2 separate regions of the Homo sapiens genome follow, and region 1 is linked to region 2. A link is an interaction called in ENCODE POLR2A ChIA-PET data of the cell type or tissue named here. Cell type or tissue: Caco-2. All regions are shown on one strand. Each heading gives the region's core, and the rest is flanking DNA. Links, peaks and the distances in the headings are about the cores only. Region 1 has its middle 260 kb from the start of CHAC2. Region 2 overlaps LOC105369165 (a long non-coding RNA gene).

Evidence for each region. Peaks named below come from ENCODE experiments on the same cell type or tissue, not always from the same donor. Only the 100,000 strongest peaks of a DNase experiment are listed, where the experiment ranks them.
Region 1: POLR2A ChIA-PET joins it to region 2 with 9 read pairs; 2 of 35 experiments call an interaction of 5 or more read pairs at or near these places.

Annotation. Positions count from the first base shown.
Region 1 is chr2:53,502,012-53,509,480 of GRCh38, reverse strand. No RefSeq gene overlaps it. Among named protein-coding and RNA genes, the nearest start is that of CHAC2, 260 kb to the left of the region's middle. In Caco-2, for the core only: no CTCF peak of the experiment used is centred there; a DNase peak (open chromatin) is centred at 3,450.
Region 2 is chr2:52,983,210-52,990,678 of GRCh38, reverse strand. The region is part of intron 1 of LOC105369165 (a long non-coding RNA gene); the gene reads left to right. Among named protein-coding and RNA genes, the nearest start is that of MIR4431, 280 kb to the right of the region's middle. In Caco-2, for the core only: no CTCF peak of the experiment used is centred there; no DNase peak of the experiment used is centred there.

The DNA.
Region 1 (7,469 bases), core at 895-5,894, 520 kb before region 2:
AAAATATTAGCCAGGCGTGGTGGCGGGCGCCTGTATTCCCAGCTACTTGGGAGGCTGAGGCAGGAGAATGGCGTGAACCCGGGAGGCGGAGCTTGCAGTGAGCCGAGATCACGCCACTGCACTCCAGCCAGGGCTACAGAGCAAGACTCCATCTCAAATAAAAAAAAAAAAAAAAAGGGGGGGGCTGTATTACAAGAAATTAATCCTAATGAATGAACCAAACATTTGCTACCTTTGTTGGGAGTAGGGTGGGAGCGTGGCTTCTTGGGTATGGGGATATTCTTTAGAGCAGCCCATTTTAGGATCTTTGGTGATGTGGTTTGGCTCTGTGTCCTCACCTAAATGTCATCTCGAGTTGTAATCCCCCCGAGTCGAGGGAGGAAAGTGATTGGATTATGGGGGTGGTTTCCCCCATGCTATTCTCGTGATAGTGAGTCTCACTAGATCTGATGGGTTTAAAAGTGGCAGTTTTTCCTGTACTCACATTTATTCTCTTTCCTGCCTCCTTGTGAAGAAGGTGCCTGCTTCCCTTTCTGCCATGATTGTAAGTTTCCTGAGGCCTTCCTGGAGCTTCCTGTTAAGCGTGTGGAACTGAGTCAGTTAAACCTCTTTCCTTTCTAATGACCCAGTCTCACCACAGGGGAGTCTCAGTGAGCAGTGGCTTGCTGAAATGAGGAAGAGACTTTCCCACTGTTCTCATTTTACTTTGGAGGCTTCTAATTAGAAAGGACTGGGAATATTGTTTCTGGAATTTTTTAAAAAGCCACATATTTAGTTCATGGTAAATGGGAAAAGTGAAATTAATAGAATCCCGAGATAAGAAAGTGAGACTTAGAATATTAACCTTCTTGTTTTAATTCCATGTTTCTTAACAGTGATATTTAAGAATTAACTTCTTTATTTTGTTTTTATTAATGCAGAAATTTTTTTTTCTGCCCTTCGGAAAACCTACTGGCCTATTTGCAAAGAAAAGTACTTACTGACACTAGCTCTAAATACGCCCTGGTCGAAATGTAATAAGGAGGCATATTCCTGTTTGTGGTTCAGGACTTAATACATGAGGCAAATTCCTTTATCATCCATGGGGGATTGAAGTGTATTTATTTTTGAGACAGTCTCATTCTGTCACCCAAGCTGGAGTGCAGTGGTGCAATCTTGGCTCACTGCAACCTCCACCTCCTGGGTTCGAGCTTCTTATGTCTCAGCCTCCCAAGTAGCTGGGACTACAGGCACATGCTACCACGCCTGGCTAATTTTTGTATTTTTAGTAGAGACAGGGTTTCACCATGTTGGCCAGGCTGGTCTTGAACTCCTGGCCTCAAGTGATCTGCCTGCCTCGGCCTCCCAAAGTGTTGGGATTCCAGGCATGAGCCACCATGCCTGGCCTGAAGTGTAAATTTGTTTAAAACTACAGTAGCAAAAGAGTCCGATGCCTTTTCCATGGTCAGCCCTGCTTTATAATTAGGGATGCTGTGCATTAGTTACATTACATTTTCAGTAAGTGGGACTGAATTTTAGAGAACTGATAGAAGCTATCAGAAGGTATTTGAAGCTGTGATTCAGTAAAATGCCTGCACATAGAGGAATTACAAATGTGGCTAGAACCAAGTCCTGGTGACTTGAGAATATTATAACATGTTTTACTGTAAATGTTGATGTCAGTGTGTTACAGTGTCTGTAATTCACTTTACATACTTTAGTGTAGATTGGATAACAGTAAGAATGTGTGTGAGTTTAAGCTGTATGTTTGGGGGAAACCAGTGGCCCTAATCAGAAGTTCATGCTCCAGGAGTGTCCGGCTAACAATTAATCAGAAAAAGCCATACTCCAGATGGGGCTACTGGGGACTTCTGCTATACTTATTTTTGATCAACCCTAGAGGATTTGCTGATTAGAATAATAGATGTTAGGAATGAGGTATAACAGGTGAAATTAGTGACTTGTTTATTAGCCTAATTGACGTATGTAAAGGGCTCTTTTTGGTGAAATTAGTGTTATTAAAGAAGTATGAATCAGTTAAAATTCTTTAAAGATACTCTGTACCCTTTTACAAATAAGGTATAACAATCTAGCGAGCCCTCTAGGGAGATCTCATTATCTGATGCCTCATCACCTGTGACCAGAGACAGTGTGGGAAGCCTGAAGGACATGCTGGACCCAGATCACACATTCTAACTCATCTGTCAAGATGCCAAGGCCCCAGGACTTGGAAGAGTAACCATTTTAGCATTTGGACAAAAAGCCAATAGAAAGAGGTCTGGGCTGAGAGCTTTGTCGTGACTTACTCATGCCCCGGCCACACAGGAGCAGTTATTAGAATCAGGTCATTCCAGCTCTGCTACTAACCAACTTCACAACTTTAGGCAAGTCACTCAGCCACTCCTGCACTCAGTTTCCTCATCTATCAGAGAACCTCTGCCTCAAAAGATTGCAGTAAGGAAAGAAAGCAGATTTTTGTAAATGTGGAAAAAAAAACCTTTTTAAAAGTAAAACTATGCTGTGTAATGATCAGGAATTATTTCCATTGCCTTATGATGTTTATGGTTGCAGTTTTTAACAATAACAATAAATGCGATTGAGACAAGGTGGGATGATTAGGTGATCTGTGTAGCAAGCATTGCTGGTTGGCCAACCAAATGTCCATTCCCGGTCCCTTCTTTTACTAGAATGTACAAGATTGCAGTCTTTTTCAATAAGGGATAGGATAGTTAATATTTTATGCTGTGCCAGTCAAATGGTCTCTTTTCCAATTACTCAATTCTGCCTTGTCCCATGAAAGCAGCCATGGACAATATGTACAGGCAGGGCTGGTCTTTGGTTCATGGATAGAAGTTTGTCAACCCCTGCAGATAAGTGTTTCATTCATAACAGGTGAATCTTTCAAGCCACATTGGATTACCTAAAATGATGAACCCACGGGATGTCAGTGAGCAGATAGAGCAGAGTGTGTGGAAGATTTTGTGATTACTTGATGATAAATGTTAGTATGCGTGTGGCCAAATTTATCGAGAGACTTGCTTCCATCATATGTTTGTAACAGAAAATAAGCCTCATATATCTGAAAAATGTTGGTGAATACTTACCTAACGACTTCATGGTTGTATGTACTGAATTGATGTAGGCCATGACCTTGAACACCTTGGTCACGATCAGGATGCTTCTCTTAGATGGCGGCCCCACTCCTGCAGTGATTCATGATTATGCTGGTACATGGTAGGTGCTAAATGCAGATTTGCTGAATTAATGAATGGCTTGACCTTTTTCCCTTGGCAATTCAGTTTGAGGTGGTTGTATGGCAGATGCACCTGACAGCAATAATTTAACTTAAGGTCATGGCCTACGCCAATTCAGTATATAACTTAAGCCTACGCTGAGAATGACCCTTTATGGCAGACACACTGGAATGTGTGTTTAGAGTTTTGAGCTGAGGAATCCAGGAGTGGCTAACCCAGAGGGTCATTCTTTACTGATGAGGAACGCCTAAGCCTTTGGACAGTCCTGTGGAATGTGGGCTGTACAGGGGATTGAGGCCTTTTGTTTTTGGGTAAATGAAAATTGCCAGGTGGAGGTTGTTAGGGGAGGGTGTTAAGTAAAAATGCTATATAATCTGCATGTTTTCTGCAGAATGGCAGTTCTCCTGTCCAGCCTACCACCTCTGGGCCATTCCCATATGTAAGTTTCCCTCAATAAACCCCATGCCTTGTTTGCTGGCTCTTGGTCTCCTATTTGTCCTTTTGAAACTGGTGCCATCCCTATTGAAGTTAGTAGGGGTCCAGCACAACCATGGGCTGTTTCCTGGGGTCCTGATGTACTTAGTATTTAACCATCCGTGTGAGCATGAGAATTAGGTAAACATATGGATTAAAATTGTGCACACTTACAGTATTGACTTAGATATGTTCACTCATAAACATCATCTGATGGTTAAAGTCCTGCTTAATATCAGGTTGCATGGAGTAGGACAATGAGCTTTGTACACAAAACAAAAAAACGAACTTTGTAAACAGGCTATTTTTATGCCTCATATGTCTTAATTTGGTCAACATGATTTGGAGATGAAATTTTAATTTTTGAAATGAGTGAATCCTCATTGTGCATAATCTAGAGATAATTGAGGTAATTGCTGACTATAACTGGGAGAATGGGGGTGGCACCTTCTTTTTTTCTTATTTAGCTTTTTTCTCTCTTCCTCTATAGCTGCCTCCCATTGCAATGAGACTTTTCTTGTTTTAATATGTCTCATAATTTGCAAACTGAGCAAATCTTTATTAAGCAACTCTCATGTGCATATCACTGTGCTAGTTGCCCCAAAGGCACAAAGATTAAAAAAGGTAGTCCTCGATCTTAAGGTCAAGTGGAAAAAAGGAGGTAACACTTTTTCCACTGGGGGGAAAAAGCTTAGAAGGCTTCATTTAATCTGGACCTTCAAGGACAGGTAGGGTTTTGACGGATGGTAAGGGCTTGCTGGTAGAGAGAACTGGGTGGGAAGACTTAGAGTTGGGAAAGTGTTTGCATGCAGGTAAATAGTCCAAAGTCAGGCCTGGAGATGGGGGTTCTTTTTCATGTATATCTTGGGAACCTGGGGGTTGTGAGGGAGGATAAGAAAGCTTGGCAGGGAGAATACTATTGTGCTAAAGGAAGTGTTTGATGCAGCTTGAGCTTTAACATCTGCTGGTCTATTCTAAGTGGACAAGAGCCAGGATATGCACGGTTCTGAGTGGTTATCCAGAGTGAAGAGAAAGCTGTACCTGTAAAGGTGGCCCTCTCTAGAATTGAGGGGCTTGAGAGAGCCTGAGGAGACAGTGAGCTGGGACGCTGGTAGGCTGCTGGGACTTGGTCTCTGTTCCCTGCCTCCCTCCCATTCCTCACCATCTGAGGCTGATGAGGCGTAGCCAGCTTCCTTGGCAATGTTTTTTTTTTGTTTGTTTGTTTGTTTTTTTTCTGGCTGCATAAGAATTGTCTGGGGTTCTTTTAAAAACTCGAGACTGCTCAGGTCCACTCTAAATCTAAATCAGTGAACGTCTGAAGTCCACTGAGTTTAGGTGTATGCAATTTAATCCTTTGCTGAGTTTGAGTGTATGCAGCTTAATCCTTGCAATGATATTGCGGCAGAGCTACATTACATGACTTCAGGGGGCTCAAAATAAGTAAGTGGTCTGAGAAAATGGCAAAGCCAAGGCCTAGCACTAAGATAATTAGCTCCCAGGCCCCTGCTTTTTCTATTACACCAGTGCTGTCTCAACAACAAGACCGGCTCTCCTCAAAGCCAACTGTAAATGTTTTCAAATCATGGCATGTTCTGGCCTTGTTTTGTATGAAGACATTAGTCCCTGGGGAATATTTCAAAGCAAAGTCTTCTTTTCAGCATGCGTAGTTGGGCACTTGTCATTTAAGTTTCAAGAGAGAGGAGAGGGTATATATATCAAGTATTCCCTGGCTTCTGTTAAAATTACCTTGGGTTTTGGAAGATTTTGTTCATGTTTTAAACCTTTTGTTCCTGAGGTGCTATTCTGGATGGTCAGGTGATGAGCAGGTTTCAAAAGAAAGAATGATACATTTCAAGTTGTCTGCTTAATGATGTTCAAAAGAAGCCGGTGTAGGTGATTGGAGTGTGAACCCATGGGCAGGGTATGTTTTAATTTCCATTTAAAGTGGGGCGCAAGCCTGTGGGGAGCCAGCCTGACCTCATTTAACTGGCAAAAGGTAGATATGTGCATAGCTAATAAGAAAGCATTTTATATTTGTAAAAGGCTTTATGCTTTGAAAGTTCTTTGACACATTTTATTATACTTTTGATTCCTCTAATAGTCCCAAGAGGAGGTCAGTATTATTATAACCTCTTTGGCTATATGGAAAATGAGATGTAAAAAAATGTAGCAGTGTGCCCAATGTCACCTATAATCCCACAATCACATTGGCACAATTACAGTTCTAGAGATCATGTCTGATGCTGTTTCTGTTACAGTAAAAGCAACCACGAGACAGGGTACACTCTCCCCTTTTAAATTAAAGTGAGATCACTGTATTACTAGGTATCACTTCTGACTGTGTGGATTCATTGATCAATCAGGCAAAAAACTTCATTCCTTTGGACTCTAAAATCCTCTTTTGAATAAATGAGGATGACAAAGGAGCCCTAAGTCTCCTTGATATCTTAAAATTGTGTTTTTCTTCTAGTGGTTTACTTTCCGTGGAACATTACATGCTTCCTTACCCCACTTCCAGGGAAGGTCAAGTGTATTTTAGCCTGCTTCCCAGGATTGGATTGGATATTTTGGATTTCGTAAGCATGTCTAAAAACCCTTAAGACTGCTTTTTTTTACCCCAAGAATTGAAGTGGGGGAGGTAGGGAATCAACTCAGCTAATGAGGTCCATCTTTTCCCTTAATGTGCATAAAGTATAGCTATGCTATGATATCATTAAAAATTCTTTCAGAGCTATTTGGTAGAGATACTTGTAGAAAAAAATAGAAAGATGGAAGGAAGACAGAAGAAAAACCCAGCCTGTTCTGGCAGAAGGCTGTTCTGATAATTCTAAAATGCAAAACATAGGTGTTGGAAAAGAAAAGGCATCAACAGGGTGAAGAAGCAGAGAGCATTAGTTAAGAGGCCTTTAGAATCCATAATGCCAGCCTCCTCATTTTATAGATATGGAGCTTATGCTTGAGAGAGGTACATACCTTACCCAAAGTCATATGGCAGGCAATGGCAACGCCAGGCTGGAAAGAAGGGTGCCAATTTTTGAATGTCTATTTTGTCAGGGGCTTTAAAAATCCCCCAATTTCTATGAGTTCATGTCCTTTGTAGGGACATGGATGAAGCTGGAAATCATCATTCTCAGCAAACTATCGCAAGGACAAAAAACCAAACACCCCATGTTCTCACTTATAGGTGGGAATTGAACAATGAGGACACATGGACACAGGAAGGGGAACATCACACACCGGGGCCTGTTGTGGTGTCGGGGGAGGGGGGAGGGATAGCTTTAGGAGATATACCTAATGTAAATGAGAAGTTAATGGGTGCAGCACACCAACATGGCACATGTATACATATGTAACAAACCTGCACGTTGTGCACATGTACCCTAAAACTTAAAGTATAATAATAATAAAAAAAAAACTCCCGATTTCATGGGTTGAAGTATGTTTCTCTCAGTTTCCCATTTTCCCAGTCCCAATTCATATGTTGACATCCTTACCCCAGTACCTTGGAATATGACTTTATTTGGAGATAGTCTTCATGAGGTTAAGAGGTAAGTCAAGTTAAAAAGAGGTCATTGGGTGGACTCTAATCCAATGTGACTGGTGTCCTTATAAAATGGGGAGATTTAGATACCCATGAGCTTACAGAAACAACACCATGTGGGCTGGGTGCAGTGGCTCACGTCTGTAATCCCAGCACTTTGAGAGGCCGAGGTGGGTGGATCACGAGGTCAGGAGTTTAAGACCAGCCTGGCCAACATGGTG
Region 2 (7,469 bases), core at 1,216-6,215:
AACAAACAAGTTTTAGAAACATCATCTCATCTCATTCAAAAACTTTGATTAGATGTTTGTTATATCTTTTTACTCCATCCTCCATGTCTTTTAATCTCCCATATTTTTCATCTTCTTGTTTTTCTTTTCTGAATACTGGATAATTTCTTTAAATAAGTCTTCCAGTTTTTTCATTCTCTGAATTTTTCTTCATTCTTATGTCTCTATGTTCATTGACATACATTTTCAATTACAACTTTTATTTTGAGATATTCTTTTTGGTTCTTTTCAAACCTGCTGGCAATCTTACATACTCTTACTGCTCACTCTTATTTTCTGGTCCCTATTTTATTTCTTGGAACATATTAAACATACTAGCTATTTTGTAAAATATCTAATATCTGAGTCTTTATAGTTTTATTTGTTTATGTTGGCTTTTTTTTTCCTCATGGTGTCTTATTTACTTTTGACTTTTGTGAATATTCACTGTGTTTATATTACTGGAAAATTTATCATTTGAAATCCTTTGATACGTGGGTCAAAAGTTGGTCCTCTAGAATGTATTTCCTACTGCTTTCAACAAGCACCTGAGGGTATTAAGCACCTAGGATTAGTTTGAGCTAAATTATGGAATTGAAGGTTTTTGCTACCTGCTGTAACGAGAGTTAGCTGTAGACATGCATTTTCAGGGGAAATATATTTTGTAACCCAGTGCTAAGATTTTATACAGGCAATTTTCCATGCTTCCCCCTTGAAAGGGAGATGCAGGTTTATTTCTGATCATCTTTACACTAAGGAGTATTTGGGATACCAATTGAATGTGGGGATCTTCTGTTTAGACTCTTTTGGCAAATTCCTAAGATATGTCTCCTTTTCCACTACCATCTTTCCAACCCCATCCATTGAAAATAAAAGCTCAACATCAACAAAAATTGGCTAAAGGCTCTAAGGCAAAAGTAAGCGTCAGTGCTGTGTTTACTTATTTGGATTCTCTTTTCACTAAGATTTTGGCCTCAGACAAGTCTTTTTATCCATGTTGAGCAATAAATGTACTTTAAAGAATGCTTAGTCAAGTCAAATTGTCCCTGTGCGCAGATGACATGATTGTATATCTAGAAAACCCCATTGTCTCAGCCCAAAATCTCCTTAAGCTGATAAGCAACTTCAGCAAAGTCTCAGGATACAAAATCATTGTACAAAAATCACAAGCATTCTTATACACCAATAACAGACAAACAGAGAGCCAAATCATGAGTGAACTCCCATTCACAATTGCTTCAAAGAGAATAAAATGCCTAGGAATCCAACTTACAAGGGACGTGAAGGACCTCTTCAAGGAGAACTACAAACCACTGCTCAATGAAACAAAAGAGGATACAAAGAAATGGAAGAACATTCCATGCTCATGGGTAGGAAGAATCAATATCGTGAAAATGGCCATACTGCCCAAAGTAATTTATAGATACAATGCCATCCCCATCAAGCTACCAATGCCTTTCTTCACAGAATTGGAAAAAACTACTTTAAAGTTCATATGGAACCAAAAAAGAGCTCGCATCGCCAAGTCAGTCCTAAGCCAAAAGAACAAAGCTGGAGGCATCACTCTACCTGACTTCAAACTATACTATAAGGCTACAGTAACCAAAACAGCATGGTACTGGTACCAAAACAGAGATATAGATCAATGGAACAGAACAGAGCCCTCAGAAATAATGCCGCATATCCACAACTATCTGATCTTTGACAAACCTGAGAAAGACAAGCAATGGGGAAAGGATTCCCTAGTTAATAAATGGTGATAGGAAAACTGGCTAGCCATATGTAGAAAGCTGAAACTGGATCCCTTCCTTACACCTTATACAAAAATCAATTCAAGATGGATTAAAGACTTAAACGTTAGACCTAAAACCATAAAAACCCTAGAAGAAAACCTAGGCATTACCATTCAGGACATAGGCACGGGCAAGGACTTCATGTCTAAAACACCAAAAGCAATGGCAACAAAAGACAAAATTGACAAATGAGATCTAATTAAACTAAAGAGCTTCTGCACAGCAAAACAAACTACCATCAGAGTGAACGGGCAACCTACAAAATGGGAGAAAATTTTCGCAACCTACTCATCTGACAAAGGGCTAATAACCAGAATCTACAATGAACTCAAACCAATTTACAAGAAAACAAATGACCCCATCAAAAAATGGGCAAAGGACATGAACACACACTTCTCAAAAGAAGACATTTATGCAGCCAAAAAACACATGAAAAAATGCTCACCATCACTGGCCATCAGAGAAATGCAAATCAAAACCACAATGAGATACCATCTCACACCAGTCAGAATGGCAATCATTAAAAAGTCAGGAAACAACAGGCGCTGGAGAGGATGTGGAGAAATAGGATCACTTTTACGCTGTTGGTGGGACTGGAAACTAGTTCAACCATTGTGGAAGTCAGTGTGGCCATTCCTCAGGGATCTAGAACTAGAAATACCATTTGACCCAGCCATCCCATTACTGGGTATATACCCAAAGGACTATAAATCATGCTGCTATAAAGACACATGCACACGTATGTTTATTGTGGCACTATTCACAATAGCAAAGACTTGGAACCAACCCAAATGTCCAACAAGGATAGACTGGGTTAAGAAAATGTGGCACATATACACCATGGAATACTATGCAGCCATAAAAATGATGAGTTCATGTCCTTTGTAGGGACATGGATGAAATTGGAAATCATCATTCTCAGTAAAGTATTGCAAGGACAAAAAACCAAACACCACATGTTCTCACTCATAGGTGGGAATTGAACGATGAGAACACATGGACACAGGAAGGGGAACATCACACTCTGGGGACTGTTGTGGGGTGGGGGAAGGAGGGAGGGATAGCATTAGGAGATATGCCTAATGCTAAATGACAAGCTAATGGGTGCAGCACACCAGCATGGCACATGTATACATATGTAATGAACCTGCACCTTGTGCACATGTACCCTAAAACTTTAAGTATAATAATAATAAAATAAAAAATAGAAAAAAAAAGATATTTTATGTAAGACATTTGAAGTTCTCAGGGTGAACATTGTCAGAATGTCTAGCCATAAGTATATCCATTAGTGGAACACACCTTTTAAATTGTAGGTAGCTGATGGAATTTTTTTGGTTTGATAAAGTTGGCATTGTCAGAGTTCCCATTTTCTTTCATGCATTAACATATGATTAAGATGTTATTCATCAGAAAGACTATAACAGCTACCTCCTTTCCCTTCCATGTAGTTTCTGACTATTGAAATATCAAACTGATTTGGGAGGCCGAGGTGGATGGATCATCTGAGCTCAGGAGTTCAAGACCAGCCTGATGAATATGGTGAAACCTCGTCTCTACTAAACAAATACAAAAATTACCCGGTCATGGTGGCATGCACCTATAGTCCCAGCTACTCGGGAGGCTGAGACAAGAGAGTTGATTGAACCCAGGAGGCGGAGGTTGCAGTGAGCTGAAATTGCGCCACTGCACTCTAGCCTGGGTGACAGAACGAGACTCCATCTCAAAAAGAAAAAAAAAAAAAAAAAAAAAAAAAGGAAGAAAGAAATACCAAACTGAGACTAGAAATAAGCAAGAGAAGCAGCATTACAACAGGTACAGAAGTTACCTTATACTGAAAGTGGGCAAGAAATAAAACTGACATGGAGCTATTGTTGATTGAGTATTTATGTAAGAAAAAAGTATCTAATTAAGCGAAGTTATTATCCTTCAGATATTCTAATACTACTTTTCTGCTAGATAAAAATGTTCCCGGTGGTCAGCTTTAATCAAAGATTAAAATTAAAAAAACCCTAAAATAAAGAAGAGTTGATCAGGTCTTGTTCTAGCAATCTGTCATCTGTGTAGATGTTACATGTGTAGCGTGATTTGGGATGGGGAGCAGTGGGAAGAACTGTAGAGAATTTTTATTGTATAGATGAACCAGTATGCCACAGTCTCCTACTGGAAAATTAAAGGCACTCAACTCGGACATTTGAACCTGTGGAATTCCATAGAAAGCATTCAAAGCACGATTATGCCATTATTACTGACACCGTAGAGGCCCAAGAAAACTAACAGAAAAAAGAACTGTACCTCTTTAGAATAACAAATTAAATATGTATAAAATATCTTCCACCCTACCTTTACTCCTCTGCAAATCTGGCTCAGGGGATATTTGGAAATATAGATTTGACAAGTGAAACATAAATAACCTATTTAATTTCTTGGTAGCTGAATATATTTTTGTTTTTAACCTGGAGAGATGGCAAAAAAGGAAAGCAACTATTTAAGTACCCTGTGGGTACCCTGCTCAGGAAAATGACAAAACAAAATAAATGGCCATTTTCATGTTGCTCCCTAGTGCAGGCAGAAAGGAATGGTGTTATTTCTTGAGTCTGACATAAATACTGGATTTCCTGATTGCTGGAGTATGTGTGATTATTTCAGATATTATGTTTTTATTCCAATGATTTTAGGGAAATTAAAGGAAAATTACTATAACATGTACAAAATCAGTGTTTCAAATAAGTGACTTAGGTTAAAAAAAGAGATATACAATATATTGGGGAAATTAAAATCATAATAATCACAGATTTTTAAAAAGTAGTATCACATAGAACTTTCAAATGTACTCAATTTTTCTTCTTTTAAAAATAGCAAATATCTGAATCAGTTATATTGTTAATAGCTAATAACATGACATTTCATTACGTTACAATTCCCTGTAAAATAGAATATATTTGCGGACAGCAATAATAGAAAATATAATAGTCAATGTATTATAAGGTGATTTCCTTTCTATAGAAATTTCATGGCATGAATTACATTGTAGCATAGTTTATGTTTTTCTTGGTTGGAGGATTTTGAACTTGGCTATTGCTAAGATATTAAAGACTTCAGTAATGATAGGAGTTATTAAGCTCAAAGAAAATGCTAGGTCTACTATTTTCAGAAGAAAATTTTTTTTCTGGTTTATTTGATTTGCCTACACAAATGTTGGCGAAATCTAATTCATCAGTGCATAACTCTTATGATTCACACGCAAAATATAACTTGAAGCCAAATAACAAAGGGTAGAAGAGAACACTAAACAGAGAATCTAAAAACTTGATTTTTGCTTGTGGTTCTGCAACTAACTAGCTGTGCAGTCTCCGTGTTTTCAGAATTTCTCTGCAGCTGAACTTTTTAACCTATGAATCCAGGAGACTGGATCAAAGGCCTTACTCAGTCTAAACTTTATAAAGATTAATAAGTGTATTATTAGGTGGATAATTTAGGTGCAAAAGACAGAAACCCAACTCAATGTGTGTGTGTGTGTGTGTGTGTGTGTGTGTGTGTGTGTGTGTGTTTTCTGTAAAGGGAATTTACTGCTTAACTTGGCTGAAGATCTGGAGGTAGACCAGCTCCAGGAGTGGTTGGGTCCAAGGGTTTGACTGATGACCTCAATCCTCAACTTTTCTTTGTCCATCTCTTGTGTTGATAATGCTTTCCTTTTCTTCTTTTTCAGATCGGCTGGTCTCATTCAGTAATTATGAATTATTTATTTATAATTCCAGACTTACTTATTCTGCATTTAACAGTGCCAGAGAAAGATAACATCTCCTTTCTAATAATTCCAACAAAACCCTTTACCTCACTTGGGTCATGTGCCTATCCCTGTTCTGTGGACTTGGATGCAGAATTCTCTAATTGGTCAGTCATGGGTTATGTCTCTATCCTTAAAAGTTGAAAGGAGGGGCTGGTGCAGTAACTGAAGCCTGTAATCCCAGCACTTTGGAAGGCTGAAGTGGGCAGATCATTTGAGATCAGGAGTTAGAGACCACCCTGGCCAAGGTGGCAAAACCCCATCTCTACTAAAATACAAAAATTAGCCAGATGTGGTGGTGTACATCTGTAATCCCAGCTACTTGGGAGGCTGAGGCAGGAGAATCACATGAACATGGGAGGCGGAGGTTGAAGTGAGCAAAGATTGTGCCACTGCACTCCAGCTGGGGCAATAGAACGTGACCCTGTCTCAAAAAAGGAAAAAGAAAGGAGGGAAATTCCCCTCCTCTCCAAACCATGTGAACAGATGAATAGGATGGTAAGGATCCCATAAAAGAAAAGAAAATTAAGGTTTTGCTATCTGAAATGGTGCAAACAAAAACAAAAACAAAACACATGCACATACACATACACAAAAACAATACACACACACAGAAAGCAAGAGAGAGAGAGAGAACATATTGGGCTGGCAAAACTAACAAATAATCAGCACAGGAATCTTCCCTGTTTAATAGAAAAATTAGTCATATGAATTTCTTTTGATTTTCTTGATATTTAAAATGTATTTGCAATGTTTTTGTAACAAAACATCATTTAAAAACCAGCAAATAAGTATAGAAGAAATGACATACTTAAAAACCAGCATTTTGCAACCTTCAATGTCATAATTTATTCAAAGAGAATTGTCAGCTTAAGCTAAAAGAAATTTAACAAGTAAATATCATGTGGAATTTTAATTGGATCTTGGACTTAAAAAAACTCCTTAAAATCCCTTTTGGAATAACGGTGAAATTTAATATGGACTATGCATTAATTATATTAGTAAATTTTGTTTGATAATAATATTGTGGGCACGTGTCTCTAGTCTTAGGATATCTATGCTGAAGCATTTGGGGGCAGTGGTGGTATCTGCTGTTTACTTGGAATGTTTCAGCAAAATAATAAACACATATTTTCATGTGTGTGTATGTACACATATTTGTGTCTATATCTATATCTTTCCATTGAAGAGATAAAAAAAATCCTAACTAGTATTGTATTTTCTTAAACAACAATTTGGAATTGATTATGTAATTTCCTCAATGTCCTCAATAAATGCACGCATCAGCCTTTGGGATGCTATTATTAATCCCACCACTCCAACCTTTGTGTCCTTTTCCATTCCTCCACTTTATGTTTTTCCCTCATCCAGAGAAAAATAAATGGTGCTGAGACATCACTGTTCAAATGTGAAGATTTCCTGTTGTCAGTTTCTACCCTTATCTTAGCTGTGCCAGTTACTCTTAATAAATAGCCAGTTATTTGCAGCTTCTATTCCTCTCTTCTGGAACCAATGAATGGTGGTAGTTTTTTACCCCTACAATCAGTGAAATTTGGAGTTATCCACTTGGCTGTTCTGTAATAATAAAAGTTATAATTTTGGGGACATTTACTGTATGGCAGCATAATGTTAAAGGATGTCATGCTCCCAGGAAACCTATGATTAAATAAAATTGTTACCCTGTTGCTACCCTAGACGAACCATCACCGTCTCTTGCCTGAATTACTGCTGTAAGCTTCCACAGCTTCCAATAGTGTTCCCATGTAAATCCTTTCCACAGCAGCTAGAAGGACATCCCCATAGATCAGGACAGGAATTTTTGCCTATAGTTACAATATCTTCAGCTTAGATGAATTCCTGGTATATTGATG